Linked DNA regions of Homo sapiens: regions 1, 2 and 3 are each linked to region 4. Evidence: chromatin contacts called from ENCODE Hi-C or POLR2A ChIA-PET data. All regions are on one chromosome and are shown on one strand. The core of a region is the stretch at or near the end of the contact, and the rest is flanking DNA. Distances in the headings are between cores, read along the strand shown. Region 1 holds the start of TAF12-DT (TAF12 divergent transcript). Region 2 holds the start of ATP5IF1 (ATP synthase inhibitory factor subunit 1). Region 3 holds the start of SNHG12 (small nucleolar RNA host gene 12). Region 4 holds the start of ARID1A (AT-rich interaction domain 1A).

What was found. Hi-C counts contacts between places; a loop is a spot of excess contacts on that map. ChIA-PET counts read pairs that join two places held with the same protein, here RNA polymerase II (POLR2A). Pooled maps may share reads with other maps.
Region 1: a pooled map shows a loop between it and region 4 (8-fold over the local background). The contact joins the promoter of TAF12-DT here to the promoter of ARID1A in region 4. A Hi-C loop is called at or near these places in 4 of 50 pooled maps. POLR2A ChIA-PET finds 5 or more read pairs at or near these places in 4 of 52 experiments (A673, BJ, CD8-positive, alpha-beta T cell and 1 more).
Region 2: a pooled map shows a loop between it and region 4 (5-fold over the local background). The contact joins the promoter of ATP5IF1 here to the promoter of ARID1A in region 4. A Hi-C loop is called at or near these places in 9 of 50 pooled maps. POLR2A ChIA-PET finds 5 or more read pairs at or near these places in 3 of 52 experiments (T-cell and activated naive CD4-positive, alpha-beta T cell).
Region 3: a pooled map shows a loop between it and region 4 (6-fold over the local background). The contact joins the promoter of SNHG12 here to the promoter of ARID1A in region 4. A Hi-C loop is called at or near these places in 4 of 50 pooled maps. POLR2A ChIA-PET finds 5 or more read pairs at or near these places in 2 of 52 experiments (HEK293 and K562).

What each region holds. Positions count from the first base shown.
Region 1 is chr1:28,641,366-28,644,637 of GRCh38, forward strand. It overlaps TAF12-DT (TAF12 divergent transcript), which reads left to right and starts at 1,891. Exons shown (of 2, transcript NR_146730.1): 1 at 1,891-2,398. It overlaps TAF12 (TATA-box binding protein associated factor 12), which reads right to left and starts at 1,702. Exons shown (of 6, transcript NM_005644.4): 1 at 1,627-1,702. RefSeq lists a silencer at 3,252-3,272.
Region 2 is chr1:28,234,710-28,238,082 of GRCh38, forward strand. ATP5IF1 (ATP synthase inhibitory factor subunit 1) reads left to right here and starts at 1,415. Exons shown (of 3, transcript NM_016311.5): 1 at 1,415-1,561; 2 at 1,652-1,743; 3 at 3,128-3,373. The coding sequence starts at 1,475. The coding sequence ends at 3,269. RefSeq lists enhancers at 314-820, 1,614-1,673 and a silencer at 653-877.
Region 3 is chr1:28,581,357-28,584,417 of GRCh38, forward strand. It overlaps SNHG12 (small nucleolar RNA host gene 12), which reads right to left and starts at 1,627. Exons shown (of 6, transcript NR_146382.1): 1 at 734-1,627. RefSeq lists enhancers at 1-8, 9-794.
Region 4 is chr1:26,693,962-26,697,264 of GRCh38, forward strand. ARID1A (AT-rich interaction domain 1A) reads left to right here and starts at 2,054. Exons shown (of 20, transcript NM_006015.6): 1 at 2,054-3,303. The coding sequence starts at 2,443. LOC124900417 (translation initiation factor IF-2-like) reads right to left here and starts at 2,444. Exons shown (of 2, transcript XM_047439473.1): 1 at 2,256-2,444; 2 at 1-2,004. The coding sequence starts at 2,444. The coding sequence ends at 1,318. It overlaps LOC101928728 (a long non-coding RNA gene), which reads right to left and starts at 170. Exons shown (of 1, transcript NR_135804.1): 1 at 1-170. RefSeq lists enhancers at 887-1,823, 1,824-2,759 and silencers at 1,738-2,067, 2,158-2,317, 2,688-3,017, 3,068-3,303.

The sequences.
Region 1 (3,272 bases), core at 641-3,140, 1.9 Mb after region 4:
CCAGCTACTTGAGAGGCTGAGGCAGGAGAATCGTTTGAACTGGGGAAGCAGAGATTGCAGTGAGCCGAGATCGTGCCACTGCACTCCAGCCTGGGTGACTCTGTCTCAAAAAAACAAAACAAAACAAAACAAAAACAAAAACTGCAAGGGGGGTGAGGTGACTCATGCCTGTAATCCCAGCACTTTGGGAGGCCAAGGTGGGAGGATCACTTGAGCTTAGGAGTTTGAGACCAGCCTGGGCAATATAGTGAGACCCTGTTTCTACAAAAAATTTAAAAATTAGCAGGGCGTGGTGGCACACGCCCGTAGTTCCAGCTACTCAGGAGGTATAGGTGGGAAGACTGCTTGAGCCTAGGAGGTTGGAGGTGCACGGGGCCAAGACTGAGCCGCTGCACTTCAGACTGGGCGACAGAGAGAGAACCTGTCTCAAAAAAAAAAAAAAAAAAAAAATTCCCTCCTGAGTTTGAAGATAAAGCAAAGATTCTAGAAGCATTTAAGGAACATTAACCAAGCATCTCATTTGCTACGCACAGAAGGGTACTGTATTAAAATTATGATCTAACTAACCATTGCCTCACTGTAATCCTAAGCCTCTTTGAACCTTAGCCTTCTTAAATGTAAAATAGGAGTTTTTAAAAGATGATCTTTTGGGACTCTTCCATCACTGACATTCTTTTATTTGAGATGCAGAGATCTGTGCTCATTCAGGGTTGAGTGGAATGGGATTTAAAGCACTTATCAAGTACATAACTGAGTTCCAACTGTTTTCAACTTCACATCTGATTCCCAAGAATGAAGCAGAAAATGAAGATGTTTGCATATGGGCTTCCTAGATTGAGTATCTGACACAAGAAAAGCTTGCCAAGAGCCAAGTAGGCAGTGCGAAGGAGAAGTTGTCTTCCCCTGAATACGTCCTTTATCTCTCTGGGTTCAGGGAATACTGTGAAAAAATGGATCACTAAATCTTTTCCAAACCCTTTCCCTTTACTTTGTAGGCTGATCTCATATCCATGGTCCCTTAGATCCAAGGCTTTTAGGAGCTTGGGTACTCACAGCCCTGTTCCGAGACTCAGGAACTCGGAGTCTCAAAGCCCGGATCCCGTCCCCAAAGAAGCCCCAGTCTTCACTGCCCGCTTCTGTTCCCTTCCAAACTCAAGTTTTCTCTGTCTGCTTCTGCCCCTCAGGAACCTAAGTCTTCGCTGCCCCGTTTCTGAATCCTTAGGAGCCCGGGTCTTCACTGTCCCGCTTCTGCCTCTTAGGAGCCCAAGTCCTCACCGCTCCACTTTTACCTCTCCGGAGCCTGTGTCTTCACGCCCCGTTCCTTTCTGACCCTTTCCTCGTAGGAGTGCGGGTCCTCATAATCCTGCTCCTCTCAGACCACTTTCCCTCAGATGCCGGAGAACTCGCATCCGTCCCCGTTCCCTAAGTCCCGTCTTAGAGCCCGGGTCCCCACAGCCGCGTCTTCTCCGAGCCTGATCCTCTCAGTCAGTCCCTTCCCAAGAGCCTGAATCCTCACAGCCCCGTCTCGTCCACAACCTGGTCCTTCGAACACTGACCCACTGTAGGTCTGGGTCCTGACTCCCTCCTCCCGCTCTTGTTCCTCAACTGCCAGGGCCCAAGACTCACAGGCAGCAGCGTCTATCTCCCCATGATATGCAGAGACTGCCCCAGTGAAGCGTTCGTCTCAGCAGCCGGTCCGACTGCGCGGCCCTCCCCGACTACTTCCGGCACCGCTCCCCGCCTCCAACCCGGAAACGCGCGGCTCTTCCGGCCGGCGGGCGCGCGCCTCGCTTGCGCAGGCGCAGACTGCCCTCCGACACGTGGTGGCGATATTGAGCTGTGTGTAGGTACACCCTGCAGCTTGCGCTTTTAACTGCTTGTGGTTGAGTGGCAGCATGAGCGAGCTCTGCGTATTCCAACCCGGCGTTAAGAATCCTTCACTAGCTTTTCTTCCCGACGCTGCTTATTTATCTATCGGTAGCATGACGGGTAATTGACGCCCTCGGATGGCTTTGAGGTCGCCATTTTTGGTTGGTGCCTTTGTCTTGGTGTCAGGACTGGGATATCATCTGGGACACATTACCCCACAGGTATCCTGTTGGACCTCAACGAGGAAGTTGGCAACAGAGGAACCAGGAGATGAGAGAGATCGGTTGGTTGTGCCTGTGAACTGGCAATTCAGTAGTAACAATTGAGTGCTTACTGTTTGCCGGGAATTGTGCTAATCCGCTTACCTCCGTTACGCCATTTAATCATTTAGAGGAGACCTGTGAGAGATTAAGCAAAGTTCTAGCTAATAAGTGCAGAGCCTCAGCTTGAACTCAGAACTCACTACTAAGCCAAAGCCTGTCCTGTAGCATTCTCTAATGCTTTCAGTTTTTCGGCTGTCAGATGCTTGGTGAGAACTGCTGTTATGTGGCTCACGCCTGTAATCCCAGCACTTTGGGAGGCCGAGGAGGGTGGATCACGAGGTCAAGAGTTCAAGACCAGTCTGGCCAAGATGGTGAAACCCCGTCTCTACTAAAAATACAAAAAATTAGCCGGGCGTGGTGGCATGCGCCTGTAATCGCAGCTACTCCGGAGGCTGACGCAGAGAACTGCTTAAACCTGGAGGGGCGGAGGTTGCAGTGAGCCGAGATCGCGCCACTGCACTCCAGCCTGGGCGACAGAGCGAGACTCTGTCTCAAAAAAAAAAAAAAGAGAACAGCTGTTATTTTTTACTGTATGCTGGAATGTTAGGCATGCAAGTAAGACCCAATTCCAGCATCTGTAAGGTTCACAGTAAGATGGAGAAGAACCCACAAACACACCAAAAATTGTATAAAGAGCTGTGACAGGCCAGAGTGAGCCACATAGAAATTAGGAAGAGGTGCCCAGATTGGTGCGGCATCCTGCCCTGTCTTTATATCTTCCTAATCCTCATCCTACCACGTTCCCAGTCCACCCTCTACACTGCCACCCAATCCAAATTCTCAGATTCAAGTCCTCATGAACATTGGGCTCTAAGCTGTATTCCTAGCCTTATTTCCTTGCCACTGCTCTCCATTCTTTTTAGGGTCCGGCATACCACTTTTTGTTGTTGAATGCCTATACATCTTTTTTAAGACCCAGGTTGAATGTATATACGTTCATTTGACAAGTGTTTGAGTCTCATTGTGTGACAAGCCTTTTGCTATGTGCTGAGTACATAACTGGTGGCTAAGACGGATGATCTCTGTCCTTAGAAAGTTTGCAACCTAGAGTGGGAAACAGACCATTAGCAACTGCACAAA
Region 2 (3,373 bases), core at 165-2,664, 1.5 Mb after region 4:
GTGATCTCAGCTCACCGCAACCTCAGCCTCCCGGGTTCAAGCATTCTCCTGCCTCAGCCTCCCAAGTAGCTGGGATTACAGGCATGTGCCACCACGCCTAGCTAATTTATTTTTTATTTTTATTTATTTATTTTTGAGACAGTTTCTCTCTTGTTGACCAGGCTGGAGTGCAATGGCGTGATCTCAGCTCACTGCACCCCCTGCCTCTCAGGTTCAAGCGATTCTCCTGCCTCAGCCTCCCGAGTAGCTGGGATTACAGATATGCGCCACCATGCCCAGCTAATTTTTCATATTTTTTTTTTAGTAGAGATGGGGTTTCTCCATGTTGGTCAAGCTGGTCTCGAATTCCCAACCTCAGGTGATCTGCCCGCCTCGGCCTCCCAAAGTGCTGGGATTACAGGTGTGAGCCACCGCGCCTGGCCTGCTCTTTTCTACTGCATTGCACCACATTGCCAAAAGTGCAGTTATTAAGCCCATTCAACAATATGTTGCTAACGAAAAAAACAAACTAAAATATTTTTAAAAGGTTTATTCTGAGCCAAGATGAGTGACCATAGCTTGGGGAAACACAGCCTCAAGAGGTCCTAGGAAACTGTGCCTGAGGTGGTCAAGTTATAATTTGGGTTTTCTTTTTTTTTTTTTTGTTTTGAGACGGAGTCTCGCTTTGTCACCAGGCTGGAGTGCAGTTGCGCAATCTCGGCTCACTGCAACCTCCGCCTCCCGGGTTCAAGCCAATTCTCCTGTCTCAGCCTCCTGAGTAGCTGCGATTACAGTCGCGTGCCACCGCACCCGGCTGATTTTTGTATTTTTAGTAGAGACGGGGTTTCCCCATGTTGGCCAGGCTGGTCTCGAACTCCGGACCTCAGGTGATCCACCCACTTCGGCCTCCCAAAGTGTTGGGATTACAGGCGTGAGCCACCGCGCCCAGCCAGAACACTGACACTTCTCATAACAAATGAACGCGATTTATGTATATCTAAGCCAGGGCACATTGGACGTCGGTATCCTGGACATCAGCATCCTGGACACAGCTCCCAAACCCCGAATTCCCCCATTTTATTGATGCTAGCAGGCCAGGGAAGGGAAAACTTCCTTTGGGCTTTGAATAATAACGACTTTAGAATTGAAATCGTGGGCTGGAGGTGGACGCCACGCCTCATTCTGATGGGTCCAAGAGCCGAAATTTCGGCTTCTGGCACTCTCCTCACTCAGCTCTCTAAACTCCTCCATCATTCCTCTTTCCAGTCCTTTGGCCCTAAGCCCTTGCTAGCGGTTGGCTAAGAAGAAACCCGTCTCTTGCTCGGGATTCGCTGTGAGCTCCGGGAAGCCCGCCTCCGCTCTCCCGTGATTCGCTACTCCTGTGTTCATCCGCCCCTCCGTCGACCAGATTGGGTGCTTGGCCGTCCCTGCCATTAGCGCGTAACGAGAGACTGCTTGCTGCGGCAGAGACGCCAGAGGTGCAGCTCCAGCAGCAATGGCAGTGACGGCGTTGGCGGCGCGGACGTGGCTTGGCGTGTGGGGCGTGAGGACCATGCAAGCCCGAGGCTTCGGCTCGGATCAGGTACGCTGCGGCAGTGTCCGCTGCTCCAGCCCCGCGGGCGGATCCCATCTTTGCTTCCGTACCTTTACCAGTGTCCCTGTCTCTCTGCAGTCCGAGAATGTCGACCGGGGCGCGGGCTCCATCCGGGAAGCCGGTGGGGCCTTCGGAAAGAGAGAGCAGGCTGAAGAGGAACGATATTTCCGGTGAGGCTCACCGGGTCCCAAGTCCAGCCCTGGATCTCCCAATGGCCTTCCAATCCTTAAACTGCCAATCGCCCCACCCGTTCCTACCTGGTGCCTTGGGCGCCCCATCCCCCAACAGAACTCCCGGGCCCCAATCCAGTATACCCTAACCCTTGATGTCCCGACCGTTGCCACGTATAGGGCACTCCCAGTTACCTGCACAACAGTTTCAGGCCCCCAAACCGTTTCCACCGGCGGGTCTCCAAAACAACCCACGGCTCAACTCCTCCTTTATCATTACCATCTCCCGCGTGGAGTTCTCCTCAGGTCGTGCGAAACACCCCCAGATTCTTCGCACAGTGTCTAGATCCGACCGCCCAACGTTTGCCTCCCAGCCTGACTCCCTCGGCCCTTACCCACCTGTCACCCCCTCTACGCTCTCCTTCCTCGCCAGCACGCCTTAGCTTTGCAAGCCTGCATGCATTCAGGCTTCTCAGGTGTTTCTAGACCCCCGACTCCGCAAGAGTGAGGATGATGGGAGCTGGTCATGGGAGCTACTTATGGTTGGACACCATCTTCTAAAGGCTTTTGCCCTACTCAGCCCAACCTAGACCTGTAGATTTCCCTCTCCTGCTTAGGAGTATGGAGTGGGCTGGGCCTCCCTTTGCCAGCCTTGAGTTATCTTTAACTGACTTCTGTCCACTCTGGAGAGCAGTGAGGAATTAATCTTGCTTTTGCTTGTCCTTTGGCCTTTCACTTCTGCCTTCTGTTGAGAATTATCACCATGACACCTGCCATACCGTATAGAGAGCCAAGGTACAGCCGTTAGAGACTATCTAATTGAGCCCCTACATTTTGTAGTTAAGGAAAACTGAGGCCTAAATGTGACCAAACCAACATTGTAATCCAGTCCCTTCTTGGAACCTAAATTGAACTGCCAAGTACTGCGCATGCAAGAGACCCTTTATTGGCCTTACAGTGGGCCATTCATTTCTATAGGCAAAGAAAGCTCTAGACAGATTGGAATAGGAAATGGATATTTGCCTTTTAGCTACACCCCTTTGTCTGTCTTCCTCATTTTGTTCCTTTTTTTTTCCCTAAAGGGGAGTCAAGTTCCCTGGGTTGTTCCCCTCATAAGGTATTAGGGACTTGTGTCACATCTCTCTGGAGTTTTCTATTTTAAAGAGGAATCTGAAAGCAATAAGCTCTTTGGTCTTCTTAAGATGGCTACACCTCAATTTAAGATGGGGTATTCTTTCACTAGTTGAGGAGTAGAAGAGGATGACCAGCTAGACTCCCATGGAATTGGAACTCCTATTCCTTGCTTAGACATTACAGGTTATGCTTTGAGATCTCTTTGGGGTGAAGGATTGAAATTAAACCCTGAGCCACCGTGTCCTTGTAGAGCACAGAGTAGAGAACAACTGGCAGCTTTGAAAAAACACCATGAAGAAGAAATCGTTCATCATAAGAAGGAGATTGAGCGTCTGCAGAAAGAAATTGAGCGCCATAAGCAGAAGATCAAAATGCTAAAACATGATGATTAAGTGCACACCGTGTGCCATAGAATGGCACATGTCATTGCCCACTTCTGTGTAGACATGGTTCTGGTTTAACTAATATTTGTCTGTGTGCTACTAACAGATTATAA
Region 3 (3,061 bases), core at 377-2,876, 1.9 Mb after region 4:
AAACCGTGTCTACCAGGGCGACCTCCAGAGGTCTCGCGCGTAGTCACCAGTCCCAAAATCACCTAGCTGGTAAATGTCACAGATTCAACTGGAGGCCATCCTGACACCAGCATGCGGCCTCCCCCTGAATTAAGACACTTCAGGCCCAGGGATTCATCCCCGCATCCCCCAGGAGACCGGTTCCCAAACCCCCACCCCTTCCGTAAACCCGGCCGCCTGCCTGCAACACTCACCTGTCAGCCCAGAGCGCAGCGTTGCGCAGTCCGAAGCGAGAGAAGGGCGCGGCCCCCGCGGGCTCCCGCCCCTCTCACTGCCGAGGGGGCCTTTCGGAGCTCGGGCCCACCGGGTTGGAAGGCCCGGCTCCTCCGTGCCACATTCACCACCATCTCGAGGCCGTGGGAGGAAAAACCCGGCGAGTGCGCGCCAGCAGCAGCGACTAGCGGGGAACGGCGCGCAGGAAGGCAGGCAGAGGCTTGCAGCTAGTAAGTCGACACCGGGAATGCGGCGGGGAGAAAGGGCGCTGAAGCCGCGAGCAAGAGCTTATATAGGCCGCCCCTCGCGGCCACACCCGACAGTAGGCCGCCCGCGTGGCGCACAGCTGCCTGGGAGTTGTAGTTTGCTCGCCCCGGCGTTGTCCGCGCGTCACCTCCCCAGCCCTACGCGCGTGTCCATCCCGAGCCCGCGAAGCGAGAACCGCCAGAGGCTTTCCTCCGAGCGGAAGAAGCGCCTTCACCTTTCAGTGCCCGGCGCTGGGCCCACGCAGGAAGCCGACCCGCCTTGGCCTCTGGAGTTGTCTCTGGGATGTCTTTCAGTCTGGAAATGAACCCTGTGTGCTGGGAAAGGGCTCGGGCTCCGCTCCGAGCTCAGTGGGCGTGCGAGCGAGCAGCGCCTGAGTGGGTTTCGGGGAGGGGGTCATACTCCCCGAAAGGCGATTTATTCAAGGCTTGTCTCTTCCACTAATATGTAATTTTACTGAGCGCGTGCTATTTTAACTGTGTCTGATTATCTGATCTAGTTTTCATAAAAACCCTGTGTACGCTCTGTGGACAAATAAGGAAACTTAGGAATGGATCACACAGCTATCGCAAGCGAGGAGAGGACTGGAATTTGGAGCCCACCCCAGGCACCACACATAGCGCAATGTTTTGCCCATGGAATGAATAAGCCTCAGTATGAAAACTTAGTGGTGATTGCCGAGAATTAAACACCCATCCTGTGCCTAATCTATTAATTTTTATTCTTACATACACTTTTTTGTTTGAGACAGGGTCTTGTTCTGTTGCCCAGGCTGGAGTGCAGTGGCGTGATCAAGGCTCATTGCAGCCTCGACCAACTGGGCTCAAGCAATTCTTCCACCTCAGCCTCCCAGGTAGATGGGACTACAGGTGCGGGCCAACTTTCCTTGCTTACACTTTAAAAAGTAGGTACTACTGCCGGGTGCGGTTACTCACGCCTGTAATCCCAGCACTTTGGGAGGCCAAGGCGGGTGGATCACGAGGTCAGGAGATCGAGACCATCCTGGCTAACACGGCGAAACCCGGTCTCTACTAAAAAAAAATACAAAAAAAAATTAGCCGGGCGTGGTCGCGGGCGCCTGTAGTCCCAGCTACCCGGGAGGCTGAGGCAGGAGAATGGCGTGAACCCGGGAGGCGGAGCTTGCAGAGAGCCGAGATCGCGTCACTGCACTCTAGCCTGGGCAACAGAACGAGACTCTGTCTCAAAAAAATAAAATAAAATAAAAAGTAAGTACTACTTTAGCAGGTCGTGGGGGCGCATGCCTGTGGTCCTGGACTCCTCTCTTTCTCTAACATCACATGTCCAAGCCATCAGCAACTCCTGTGTGCTCTACCTTTAAAATGTATCAATAATCTGACTGTTTCTTACCCCTTCCACTGATGTTACCCTAATCGTTGACCCAGATGATAGCAATAGTCTCTTATCTCCCAGATCCTGCTGTTGCTCCCGACAGTCTGGTCTCCACACGCCAGCCAGCCTGCTAAAAGTTTTTTAATTTTTATGAAGTCTAAGAGTCAATTTTTTTTTTTGTAGTTTATGCTTTTTTTTTTTTTTCTTGAGACGGAGCTGCTCTGTCGCCCAGGCTGGAGTGCAGTGGCGCCATCTCAGCTCACTGCAAGCTCCCGCTCCCGGGTTCACGCCATTCTCCTGCCTCAGCCTCCCAAGTAGCTGGGATTACAGGCGCCCGCCACCACGCCCGGCTAATTTTTTGTATTTTTAGTAGAGACAGGGTTTCCCCATGTTGGGCAGGATGGTCTCGATTTCCTGACCTCGTGATCCACCCGCCTCGGCCTCCCAAAGTGCTGGGATTACAGGCACGAGCCACCGCGCCCGGCCGTTTGTTTACGCTTTAAAAGCTTAATAATTATGCTGGGCGCGGTGGCTCCCACCTGTAATTCCAGCACTTTGGGAGTCCGAGGGGGCAGATAACCTGAGGTCAGGATTTCAAGTCCAGCCTAGCCAACATGGTGAAAACCCGTTTCTACTAAAAATACAAAAATTAGCTGGGCGTGGTGGCAGGCGCCTGTAATCCCAGCTACTTGGGAGGCTGAGGCAGGAGAATCGTTTGAACCTGGGAAGCGGAGGTTGAAGTGAGCTAAGATGGAGCCATTACACTCCAGCCTGGGCGACAAGAGCGAGACTCCGTCTCAAAAAAAAAAGAAAAAAAGTAAAATTATTAAACTTTTTTTTTTTTTTTTGGAGATGAAGTCTCGCTTTTTCGCCCAGGCTTGTGCAGTTTATTCTGTGTCAATTATGCCTCAATAAAGCTGTCAAAAAACCATTAAGAAAAAATGTATATCTCCCAGGCGCAGTAGCTCCCACCAATTCGGGAGGCCAAGGCAGGTGGATTACCTGACATCAGGAACTAGAGACCAGCCTGGCCAACATGACAAAACCCCATCTCTACTAAAAATACAAAAAAAAAAAATTACCCAGGCATGGTGACACTCATCTACAGTCCCAGCTACTTGGGAGGCTAAGGCATAAGAATCGCTCGAACCTGGGAGGCAGAGGTTGCAGTGAGCCAAGATCATGCCACTGCACT
Region 4 (3,303 bases), core at 804-3,303:
TAGGACCTAATGCACCGGGGAGAGTTGTTGCCCCTGAGGACTGTGAGTGAAAAGAGGGCACTGGCCCATACCAGTCAGTCGGATCTTCTTGGTAGGCTGGTTTGGTTCTTGGCTTGAGGCCGGGGGAGGGGAGAAGAATAAAACTGTGGGATTTTTTTTTTTTTTAAATCTCATCACTCTTAGATTAACAGGAAGGTTTTGCCTTTCTGGTGTAGGATGCAGTAAGTTTTCTTGGGGAGAGAAATGAGTTCAGGCTTTGGAATTATTCATAGTGACCAGGGACATTGCCAGCACTCCCGGGTCCTGCATAATCTAAGATAATGCTCCTGTGGCCATGAAGTCTCCCTTTACAAAATCTGAGGGGGAAAAGAGATCCTGGTGTCTAGGAACACTGGCCTGGGCCTTTCCCAAGGCAGCCTTGGGTCTGGTGAGGAGCTGGAATCCCCTCTGGCTTTTGTAGCCTGTCATATCAGAACATTCCAAGTCAGCCTGAGGAAGAAAAGGCTGCTGCTGGGATTTGGTGGGGCCTGTAGATCAGGAGAACACTGGAGCTTTCTGTGTATGTCGATCTTTTCAGATAAACCTGGCCTTCTACCCAACTCCAGCTCAATCGGGGTCTCTTAGAATGTAATGGTAAACTTTAAACAATCTTTACGCTACAGGATAGAAAACAAATCTGACAAGCATCCATTTTCTAAGTGACTTGTTGGACTGTGCCTTTTCTTCAAGGAGAAAATGGTTTCCATTTTCTGCATCTCTCTTCTGTAATGGTTTGAACACTCAGGTTCCTGCAGTCCCTGGAGCCTCTTCTGTGGGTTTTCAGTATTAGAAGGTACTGTCTTTGGAGACTGGGGCTACTTGTCATGGTAGGCTAAGTTTTCTTAAGAGGGAGTGAGAAACGGTGTTTAGGTTTTCCTGCTGGGTAACTGTTCTATGCTCCTAAAGCAACTTCAGTGGCCTCCATTTTAAGTTAGTGGTGAGATGATCAGTTTTGACTTCAAATCCATTTTGATATTCTGATCCCATTGTTGAATGTGCTCACAACTTGATTTTTTTTTTTTTAAAGGCAAGTAGACCGAAGGCAGCTTTGGTGACTCCACTTCTTTTTAAAGTCACCCTCCTCTGCCCTCTGACTTTAAGTGACAGGCAGTTCCCTCCCCTCTCTTTCAATTCTGTAAAATGGGGATAATCCGGACCTCATGCCCCCAGAGCCTTGTAAGGACCGGCTAATGAGGGCAGGCGAGTGGGAAACGAATCGTCTGAACAATGATCAGTCATTCTTTCGGGCTTGCAAAGAGGGTAAAAAAGGTTGGGTCTTTAGCGGGGTCCGTAGAAGGCTTTGAAGACGAAAAGTGCTGTAGAGGTGCTAAGCAGCAGCCAACGGACCGGGCCCGCTGCCAGGGGGTCAGGGCTGGGCCGAGGCGGCCGCGGTCTCAGGCTCTGGCCAATTTTGCAGCCGCGGGTAAAGTTCACGCTGCCCGCTCCCCTCGGTACGGCCGGGAGGGGACAGACCTGGATAGGGACGCCGGGAGGGAGGCGGCGCAGGCTCCAGAGATGCGCGGGCTCCGGGCCGGGTTTTCTCCGAAGCCTTCGGCGGCGGCGCTGCCTAGCGAAAGCGGCTGAGGGCCTGCCGCCGCCGCGGCTTGTTCTCTCCCCTCCTCCTTTGTGAAGGGAAGGGAGCGAGTCCGTTCCACGGCCTGCGCCCGCTCCGCTCTCCACTCCGGGTTTGCCAGGCGGCCGCGACGGCGCTGGGTAAAATGGCAGTGCTGAGCCTCGTGTCGGAGTGAGGGGGACTCGGAGGAGAGTGGGGCGCTCTAGCCGCTCAGTCCGGCCGACCGCTTGCTCGCCCGCCCGCTGCCGCGCAGCAGCCTCGACCCAAGCCGCAGCTGGCGAGGGGAGGCAGGGCGCCGGGCTCGGCCCGCGCTCTGACTCTGGCTCCCGGCGCCCCGGCTGCTGCCGCGCGCCCTCCAGCCCGCCCGTCCCGGGTCCCCCTCCCCCCGCTCCCTCCCTCCCTCCCCGCCCCCTCCCCCTCGCCTCCCTCCCTCCCTCCCTCCTCCTTTCTCCGGCAGCAGAAAGCGGAGAGTCACAGCGGGGCCAGGCCCTGGGGAGCGGAGCCTCCACCGCCCCCCTCATTCCCAGGCAAGGGCTTGGGGGGAATGAGCCGGGAGAGCCGGGTCCCGAGCCTACAGAGCCGGGAGCAGCTGAGCCGCCGGCGCCTCGGCCGCCGCCGCCGCCTCCTCCTCCTCCGCCGCCGCCAGCCCGGAGCCTGAGCCGGCGGGGCGGGGGGGAGAGGAGCGAGCGCAGCGCAGCAGCGGAGCCCCGCGAGGCCCGCCCGGGCGGGTGGGGAGGGCAGCCCGGGGGACTGGGCCCCGGGGCGGGGTGGGAGGGGGGGAGAAGACGAAGACAGGGCCGGGTCTCTCCGCGGACGAGACAGCGGGGATCATGGCCGCGCAGGTCGCCCCCGCCGCCGCCAGCAGCCTGGGCAACCCGCCGCCGCCGCCGCCCTCGGAGCTGAAGAAAGCCGAGCAGCAGCAGCGGGAGGAGGCGGGGGGCGAGGCGGCGGCGGCGGCAGCGGCCGAGCGCGGGGAAATGAAGGCAGCCGCCGGGCAGGAAAGCGAGGGCCCCGCCGTGGGGCCGCCGCAGCCGCTGGGAAAGGAGCTGCAGGACGGGGCCGAGAGCAATGGGGGTGGCGGCGGCGGCGGAGCCGGCAGCGGCGGCGGGCCCGGCGCGGAGCCGGACCTGAAGAACTCGAACGGGAACGCGGGCCCTAGGCCCGCCCTGAACAATAACCTCACGGAGCCGCCCGGCGGCGGCGGTGGCGGCAGCAGCGATGGGGTGGGGGCGCCTCCTCACTCAGCCGCGGCCGCCTTGCCGCCCCCAGCCTACGGCTTCGGGCAACCCTACGGCCGGAGCCCGTCTGCCGTCGCCGCCGCCGCGGCCGCCGTCTTCCACCAACAACATGGCGGACAACAAAGCCCTGGCCTGGCAGCGCTGCAGAGCGGCGGCGGCGGGGGCCTGGAGCCCTACGCGGGGCCCCAGCAGAACTCTCACGACCACGGCTTCCCCAACCACCAGTACAACTCCTACTACCCCAACCGCAGCGCCTACCCCCCGCCCGCCCCGGCCTACGCGCTGAGCTCCCCGAGAGGTGGCACTCCGGGCTCCGGCGCGGCGGCGGCTGCCGGCTCCAAGCCGCCTCCCTCCTCCAGCGCCTCCGCCTCCTCGTCGTCTTCGTCCTTCGCTCAGCAGCGCTTCGGGGCCATGGGGGGAGGCGGCCCCTCCGCGGCCGGCGGGGGAACTCCC